3 separate regions of the Homo sapiens genome follow, and regions 2 and 3 are each linked to region 1. The links are chromatin loops, found by intact Hi-C in ENCODE. Cell type or tissue: CD14-positive monocyte. All regions are shown on one strand.

What was found. A loop is a pair of places that touch in the nucleus more often than their neighbours do. Peaks named below come from ENCODE experiments on the same cell type or tissue, not always from the same donor. Only the 100,000 strongest peaks of a DNase experiment are listed, where the experiment ranks them.
Region 2: a loop joins it to region 1, with 6 times the contacts of the local background. A loop is called at or near these places in 7 of 110 quality-filtered maps.
Region 3: a loop joins it to region 1, with 4 times the contacts of the local background. A loop is called at or near these places in 46 of 110 quality-filtered maps.

The regions. Positions count from the first base shown.
Region 1 is chr3:136,074,111-136,076,610 of GRCh38, forward strand. The region is part of intron 6 of PPP2R3A (protein phosphatase 2 regulatory subunit B''alpha); the gene reads left to right. Among named protein-coding and RNA genes, the nearest start is that of PPP2R3A, 110 kb to the left of the region's middle. In CD14-positive monocyte, CTCF peaks have their summits at 1,304 (motif pointing right) and 1,504; DNase peaks (open chromatin) are centred at 1,331 and 1,891; H3K27ac peaks cover 707 bases.
Region 2 is chr3:137,970,173-137,972,672 of GRCh38, forward strand. No RefSeq gene overlaps it. Among named protein-coding and RNA genes, the nearest start is that of CLDN18, 39 kb to the right of the region's middle. In CD14-positive monocyte, CTCF peaks have their summits at 1,208 (motif pointing left) and 1,409; no DNase peak of the experiment used is centred here.
Region 3 is chr3:136,383,871-136,386,370 of GRCh38, forward strand. The region is part of intron 22 of STAG1 (STAG1 cohesin complex component); the gene reads right to left. Among named protein-coding and RNA genes, the nearest start is that of PCCB, 130 kb to the left of the region's middle. In CD14-positive monocyte, no CTCF peak of the experiment used is centred here; no DNase peak of the experiment used is centred here.

The sequences.
Region 1 (2,500 bases):
TTGCATGCTAGTGTTACTCAGTTCTTTCAGTTTGCATTTGGAAGAAACCACTGACATAGAGTGTGATCCAAGTATTAGCTTATGTGAGGTACATATATGATGAAGGAAAGTTAGAAAACTTTTATTTTCTATGTATCATTGAAAATCTATGTTACAGGAAAGGCTGTTTGTTTAGTTAATTATTTTGTCAGCTGTTTTTAGACTGGAAAGACAGACCATCAGCTATTTGTACAGCAAAGAAGGACATCATTACCCAAAAAAAGAGATTGAACCTAAAGTCAGTCTGTATTCTTATTTCCAAAAAGATTTAGAAGTTGAGAAATAAGCCTTTGATATTGAATGAAAATGAAGATTAGAAATACCAGCAAATCATAGCCGTTGAGTGCAGTTTTGCATGCTGTGCAAAAATTGCCAGTGAATAAAAGGTTTTGCTTATCCAAACCAACATATGCCAACTTTTGAGGAAAGAAGTGCTAACTTGAGTTTTTAAAATAAGCGATGAGATTTAAAATACTTCTTTATGACACTGGTGCTGGCAGTAGAGATATTTCTGTGGCTTGCTCCAATGGTGTGTCTTAGTGATATATTCAGTATCTTGATTGGCCAGAATCCACCACTGTAGGCTGAAATGCCAGGATTTTCCTTGTGGAGGGCAAGGTACTGATTTTCCTAAGATGACTAAGCTATAGTGGAGACTGCTCACACTAAGAGCTTACCAACTCTTCCCCCTTGAAAACTTTTCCTCTTAAGAGAGAAAAAAAAATTTTTGTTAGATATATTTTTTAAAGTCCTAACTCTACAGAAGACCATAAGGAAATACTTTTCTGAGCCATGTTAACCAAAGAGTGAATTAGAAATCTGTTCACCACTCCTGCCAAGTGAGAGCCAGGCTTCCAGCATTGGAGTTTGTTCTTCTGTACACATACATAGTAAAAATTATTTGTAACTTCTATGTCTGTATTTAATTCATTTTTCAAAAACTATATGACAGAGCCATCAAACATTTCCATTCCTGGTGACCTATACTTGTGAATTAGAGATTTCTAATTCAATAGATACCAAGAAGAAAGGAAACTGACTTACAATTTAACTTATATATCAAGTTGACTAAAGATCCCTTGGTGAAAAATGGTCAGATTTCATTTATTTCACTAGCAGAAAATAGTTATTCTAATTATGATTTATTGTAAAATTTTATTTGATATTTTAAATGATGATGAATTTTATTTACCTAGAAGAGAGCAGTTAGAAAAACAATAATTAGTGTAGAGTCAGCAGCTACATGCTTCACCACTAGATGGTGCTCCTGCCTCAGCCATCTAAAGTGCTGAATCAGTGATGTGGAAACCAACAAATGTGCTGATGAAGTGTGGCCACTGAATAAGGAGATTTAGGCTATGGAAAAATGGAATACAAATACATTGTCTTATAGTATTAGATAAGTAGGTTAGCACAGGCTAAAAATAGGAAATGCCTAACAGTCAAACTGTTTGCAGATTTTAAAAATTCAAAAAGAAGAGGAGAAAAATAAGCACGAATGGATACAGATTATAAAGTTTTATAATTTTTAACACAGTAATTTCATAAATAATATAAAGTATTTGAGTATATAAATATAAATTTTAGATAGAAAACTCATACTTTAAGATAAATTTACATTCAGAATCAAGAAATAAGGACAAAAATCTTCAATAGAAAAATGTGGTTTAATAATATATATTGAAATTGACTTTAACTTGAGAGAGGGGACATGGAATTATGATAAATCAAATTCTTAATGTTTATTTTCGTACATAAATTTTCTGTGCTAAAAATCCTCCATCGTTTTTACATGAACTTCCGCCAAGCTAGTGCTAAGAATACAGTATTGAGTAAGACATGTTCTCTGTCCTCAGTGACCTCAGAGTCTGAGTGGTTGGGGCCAGTAGAGAAATTAGGCACTGCCTAGTCCCAGCTCCCACCTAATTCAGGAATCCTGTCAACTTCTTCCTAAATACTTGTGGTGAAAAGATGAAAAGAAACCCAGCCACTTCATACAAACTCATTGCTTTATAGGGCTAATTTTAGGAAAGTCTTCCTTATATTGAAGCATTTCAGTATAAATGCATTTCTGTCTAGCAGTTGTAATTCTTCCCTTTGGTGAAACACAGAACAAGTCAGCTTCTTCTTCCGCCCAATAGCCACTCAGATCTTGATCACATCTACACTCTAGTCTTATTTTTTCTCAAGATTAAACATTACTACATTAGTAGCATCTTTCACAATCATTTTGAATATAGTTACACTTACCTGTTTTGTGGTTTTTGCACATTATATATGATTCTATCTATAAATAATAGACAAAAATACTGATATATGTGAAATACTAATTAGAGACCTTTCTTGGGTTGACATTCATCTGCTATGCAAAACTCTGAGTAGAGTTCTTCAAATAGTTATGAAGCCAACCCGTATTTCTCTAACACAAAGATAATACAAAAATCTTTGTTATGTAACTTTC
Region 2 (2,500 bases), 1.9 Mb after region 1:
CAGAAACCAGGAGTGAAACAATAGGACACCAAAGACAAAATCTAACCTGAAGTCAGAGGGAAGCCAGTGAGGCTGTTGGTTTAGCAGCCTAGCTCTGATAAATCAGGGAGAGAAGAAGGGAGAACACGTCAAGTGGAGGACAGTGATGAACAGTTGTGGGTAGGTGAGAAAGAATGACCTGTGCAAGAAACAATCAGCAACACAGGGAATTAGGAAAGAGGGAGAAGATAGGGAAAGGGAAGACCAGGGCTACCCAGCCCTTCCTCTGCCAGGTGCCTTGTATATATTACCACTTCCTGAGCAGAGGGTCTTATTAGTCTCCTTTAATAAATATCGTAACTGAGGCTCAGAGAAACTGAGTGAACAACAAAACAAGAAGTTAAACCCAGGACCCTGAATTCCAAATCCCCTGTTCCTTCCACTTTCAATGGTTTCCAAACAATACCCTACAAAAGCAGTATCAGGCTGGCTGCTCAGAATCACCTGGAGAACTTCTTTAAAATTCATGGTTCATAATCCTGGCCTCATCCTAGTCCTACTGGATCAGAATCTGTGGGAGAGAGGATCAGGAAACAGGATTTATTCATAAGCTCCTTAGGGGGTCCTGTGTTGCAGCCAGGTTTGGGACTAATATTTTAGGGGTATCACATCACCTTCAACGTATTTGTAGGAGAGGGGGAAAATGAACTGTTATTTTCCGAGCACCTACTTTGCTTTACTTTATTACAAACACCTCCTGGGCATGGTTCTAAGCATATTATCACACATTGCACTTCCTCAACATGGTTGTGAGATTGGCATCATCTTCACGCTAGTGAGGAAGCTGAGGACAGTTGTGTGACGCCCTGAAAGACTTTAGCTAGTAAGGATCAGAGCTGGAATCCAGGCCTCAACCTGTTGGACTCCCGGTTCCTAGTCTTTGTACCTTCCCACACTAGTAAAGGGGGAAGACCTTATGATAGTGGGAGGAGGAGGAAGGGATCAAGATACTGCAGGTAATAGGGATAATTGTGGAACAGTGTAACAGAAAGATCCACAGGAGTGGCCCAGACTGTGGAAAATGTTGGCTGGGAAAGCGAGTGTGAGGGAAGCTGAGGAATGGGTCCAGGCGCGGGGCATGTAAACTCGCCTAGTATTTCCTGATCCCTGTCTAGTGAGACTTTAGGCGACGTCGAGAAGGCGCTTGTATTCCAAGGGGCTGGCTCCCTCTTGTGGCGGCTGCCGCTCATCACCAAATGCTGTGACCAGGTAGCCCTGCCAAGCGGTGGTGGCAATCTGGCTGCACATTGGAATCGCCTAGGAGCTTTTAAAACGTTCGCATTGCCCAGGCCCATGAAAGCCAAATACCTGGGATGATCTAGACCTGTGCTGTTCAATGCACTAGGCACTAGCCACATGCAGCTCTTTAGCACATGAGTTGTGGCTACTTCGAATTGAGATGATGGAAGTGTAAAATACACACTAAATTTCAAAGACTTAGTATAAGAAAAGAATATAGAATACCTCACTAACAATTTGATATTAATTATATGTGGAAATAATATTTTTAATAAATAGGATTAAATACATTATTTAATTTATCTGTTTTTACTTTTTAAAATACAGACACTAGAAAACAGAATTACACATGTGGCTCACATTTATGACTGGGATTACATATGTAAGATTGCCAGATGTAGCAAATAAAAATACTGGATGTTCAGTTATATTTGAATTCCAGATAAACTCAAGTAATTTTTTGGTATATTTAGTAAATTTTCAGTATAAATGTGTCTCATGCGATACCTGGGATATGCTTATACTAAAAGCAAAATTCATGGTTTATCTAAATTTCAAATTTAACTGGGTGTCCTGTGTTTTTTCTGGCCACCCTAATATGTCTACCAGACAGCACCAATTACACTCTTGATACTCAGAGTGTGGTCTGAGGACTAGCAGCATAGGTCTTAACTGGGAGCTTGTCAGAAATGCAGAATCACAGGCCTCACCTGTAGCCACCAAACTAGAACCTGCAGTTTAACAAAATTCTTAGGTGATTCATGTGGACACCAAGTTTAAGAAGCCCTGAGCTTGAGAGCCACTAGCTGAGTGGAGGCATACAGGAGAAGAAATATGGAGGTCTCCAGCACCCTTGGCCAAGGCAGACAGCCCTGAACTCCAAACCCTGAACCTAACCGCCTCTCTCCTCATCCCCACAATGCCCAGCACAAAAGGTTGGTTGAGTAAACAAATTATTTGTAAATGGGTAAGTGAATGAATGGATAAATAAATAGATGAGTGGGTGGCCAAATTGATGAATGTTTGAGATGGTGAATAAATTCAAGAGCAAATAGCCTGAATGGAGAAATTCCCAGTGAACTCTGGGAACTCTGGCCTACTCAAGGGCCAGCAGAAGGAAGCAGATGGCTCAGATGGAAAAGCAAGCCAAAAAGCTGTCCCTTCCCTGGCTCAGGACAAGACCATGAAAAGAAATGCACTCCTTCTGGCCCAAGATCCACCA
Region 3 (2,500 bases), 310 kb after region 1:
CATGAACCTAGGAGGCAGAGCTTGCAGTGAGCCGAGATCGCACCACTGCACTCCAGCCTGGGCAACAGTGCAAGACTCCGTCTCAAAAAAAAAAAAAAAAAAAGAAACAGAAACAGTCACAGAGATGTTAAGCAACAGGCCCAAAGACACAGAGCCATTAAGTAGCAAAGTGAAATAACAAAAGCAGTCTGCCTCCAGACTGTGGTCTTAACCAGTATGCTATAATGACTCTTTAATATGATAAAATTAATATGTGGCAACTTGCAGAGACAGGCAGCATTATGAAAGTAAGAAATTTGGCTGGGTGTGGTGGCTCATGCCTGTAATCTTAGCACTTTGGGAGGCTGAGGTGAGTGGATCACCTGAGGTCAGGAGCTCGAGACCAGCCTGGCCAACATGGCAAAACCCCATCTCTACTAAAAATACAAAAACTGCCGGGTGTGGTGGCACATGTCTGTAGTCCTAGCTACTCCAGAGGCTGAGACAGGAGAACTGCTTGAACCTTGGAGGTGTAGGTTACAGAGAGCAAAGACTGCACCATTGCACTCCAGCCTCGGCAACAGAGCAAGACTCCGTCTCAAAAAGAAGAAGAAAAAAAAAAAAAAAAGAAATTTGAGGCCAGTCGTGGTGGCTCACACCTGTAATCTTAGCACTTTGGGAGGCCAAGGTGGGTGGATCACTTGAGGTCAAGAGTTTGATACCAGCCTGGCCAAACAGGTGAAACCCCATCTCTACCAAAAATACAAAAAATTAGCCAGACGTGATGGCATACGCCTTTAGTCCCATACTCTGGAGGCTGAGGCAGAAGGATCACTTGAGCCTGGGAGGCGGAGGTTGCAGTAAGCTGAGATTACGCCACTGCACTCTAGCCTGGGCAACAGAGTGAGACTCCATTTCAAGAAAAAAAAAAAAAAGTAAGTAAGAAATTTGAAAGTTGAATTACTCAAATATATTTATATATAAACAAAAAAGCCAGTTAACTCACTAGACACTGAAAAAGAATAATACAAGAACAAGATATGCTGATTATACAGACTGTCATTTTAAGAAACTAGAATACATTGGAATTTTACTTCCACAAATCCCCTTTCTAGTCAGATTACCTGGATTACAGGAGTGGGAACTGAAGCTAATGGGTGAATACAGAAGAGTAATCTATGCTACTTTATCTACTTCTCTTAGTTCATATAAAATGTCCTTATATTGATGCTTCCTTTCAAATTTTCTTTTTCCTAAATGAAACCAATATTTTATCTTATTTTTAGAAAGCAGCATGGCATCAAAAGCACTTTTTCTGGCTGGGTGGGGCAATTCACACCTATAATCCCAGTACTTTGGGAGGGGGAGGCAGGAGGAACGCTTGAGGCCAGGAGATCAAGATCAGCCTGGGCAACAAAACAAGACCTGTCTCTACAATATATCAGCCAGGTGTGGTGACATGCACCTATAGTCCCAGCTACTCAGGAGGCTGAGGCGGGAGGATCTCTTGAGCCTGGGAGATTGAGGCTGCAGTGAGCCATGACCGTGCCACTGCACTCTGGCCTGAGCAATAGAGTGAGACCCTGTCTCTACAGAAAACCAACTTTTTCCTAGAGTACCTGCAGAAAGGAATTCAGATGGCTCGAGTAGTAAGATCACACTGAGATGTAAATCATAGTATCTTGGTTATATTTTGTATCCATTTTGCAAGTAGCTTTATTAGATTGGCTAAGGTTTTTGCTTCCTGGTAGATCTAGTGAAACCGAGAATTAGAAGACTGAAACCTACATATACCCATATATAAAAGGGCTAAAATAGTTTCAGTTTATCAGTGATCTACTAACCAAGATAAGAGGAGAAACCTCTTAAAGAGACAGGGTCTCACTATGTCTCCCAGGCTGGAGTGCAGTGGCACAATCATAGCTCAATGCAGCCTTGAACTCCTGGGCTCAAGTGATCCTCTTGTCTCAGCCTCCCAAGGGGCTGGGAATATAGATGTGTGCTACCACACCTGGGCTAATTTTATATTTTTTGTAGAGACAAGGTCTTGATATGTTGCTCAGGCTGACTTTGAACTCCTGGGCTCAAACAATCCTCCCGCCTCAGCCTCTCAAAGCGCTGGGCTTACGGGCATTAGCCACCATGCTTAGCCAAGAAGAGAAACCTCTTTCAACAAATTAAGTTGACGTTTTTAAAATACAGTCTTGGCCGGGCGCAGTGGCTCATGCCTGTAATCCCAGCACTTTGGGAGGCCGAGGCAGGCGGATCACAAGGTCAGGAGTTTGAGACCAGCCTGGACAATATGGTGAAACACCGTCTCTACTAAAAATACAAAAAAAATTAGCTGGGCATGGTGGTGCACGCCTGTAATCCCAGCTACTCAGGAGGCTGAGGCAGGAGAATTGCTTGAACCCAGGAGGCGGAGGTTGTGGTGAGCCGAGATCGTGCCATTGCACTCCAGCCTGGGCAACAGAGTGAGACTCTGTCGCAAAAATAAATAAATAAAAATAAAATAAAAGTC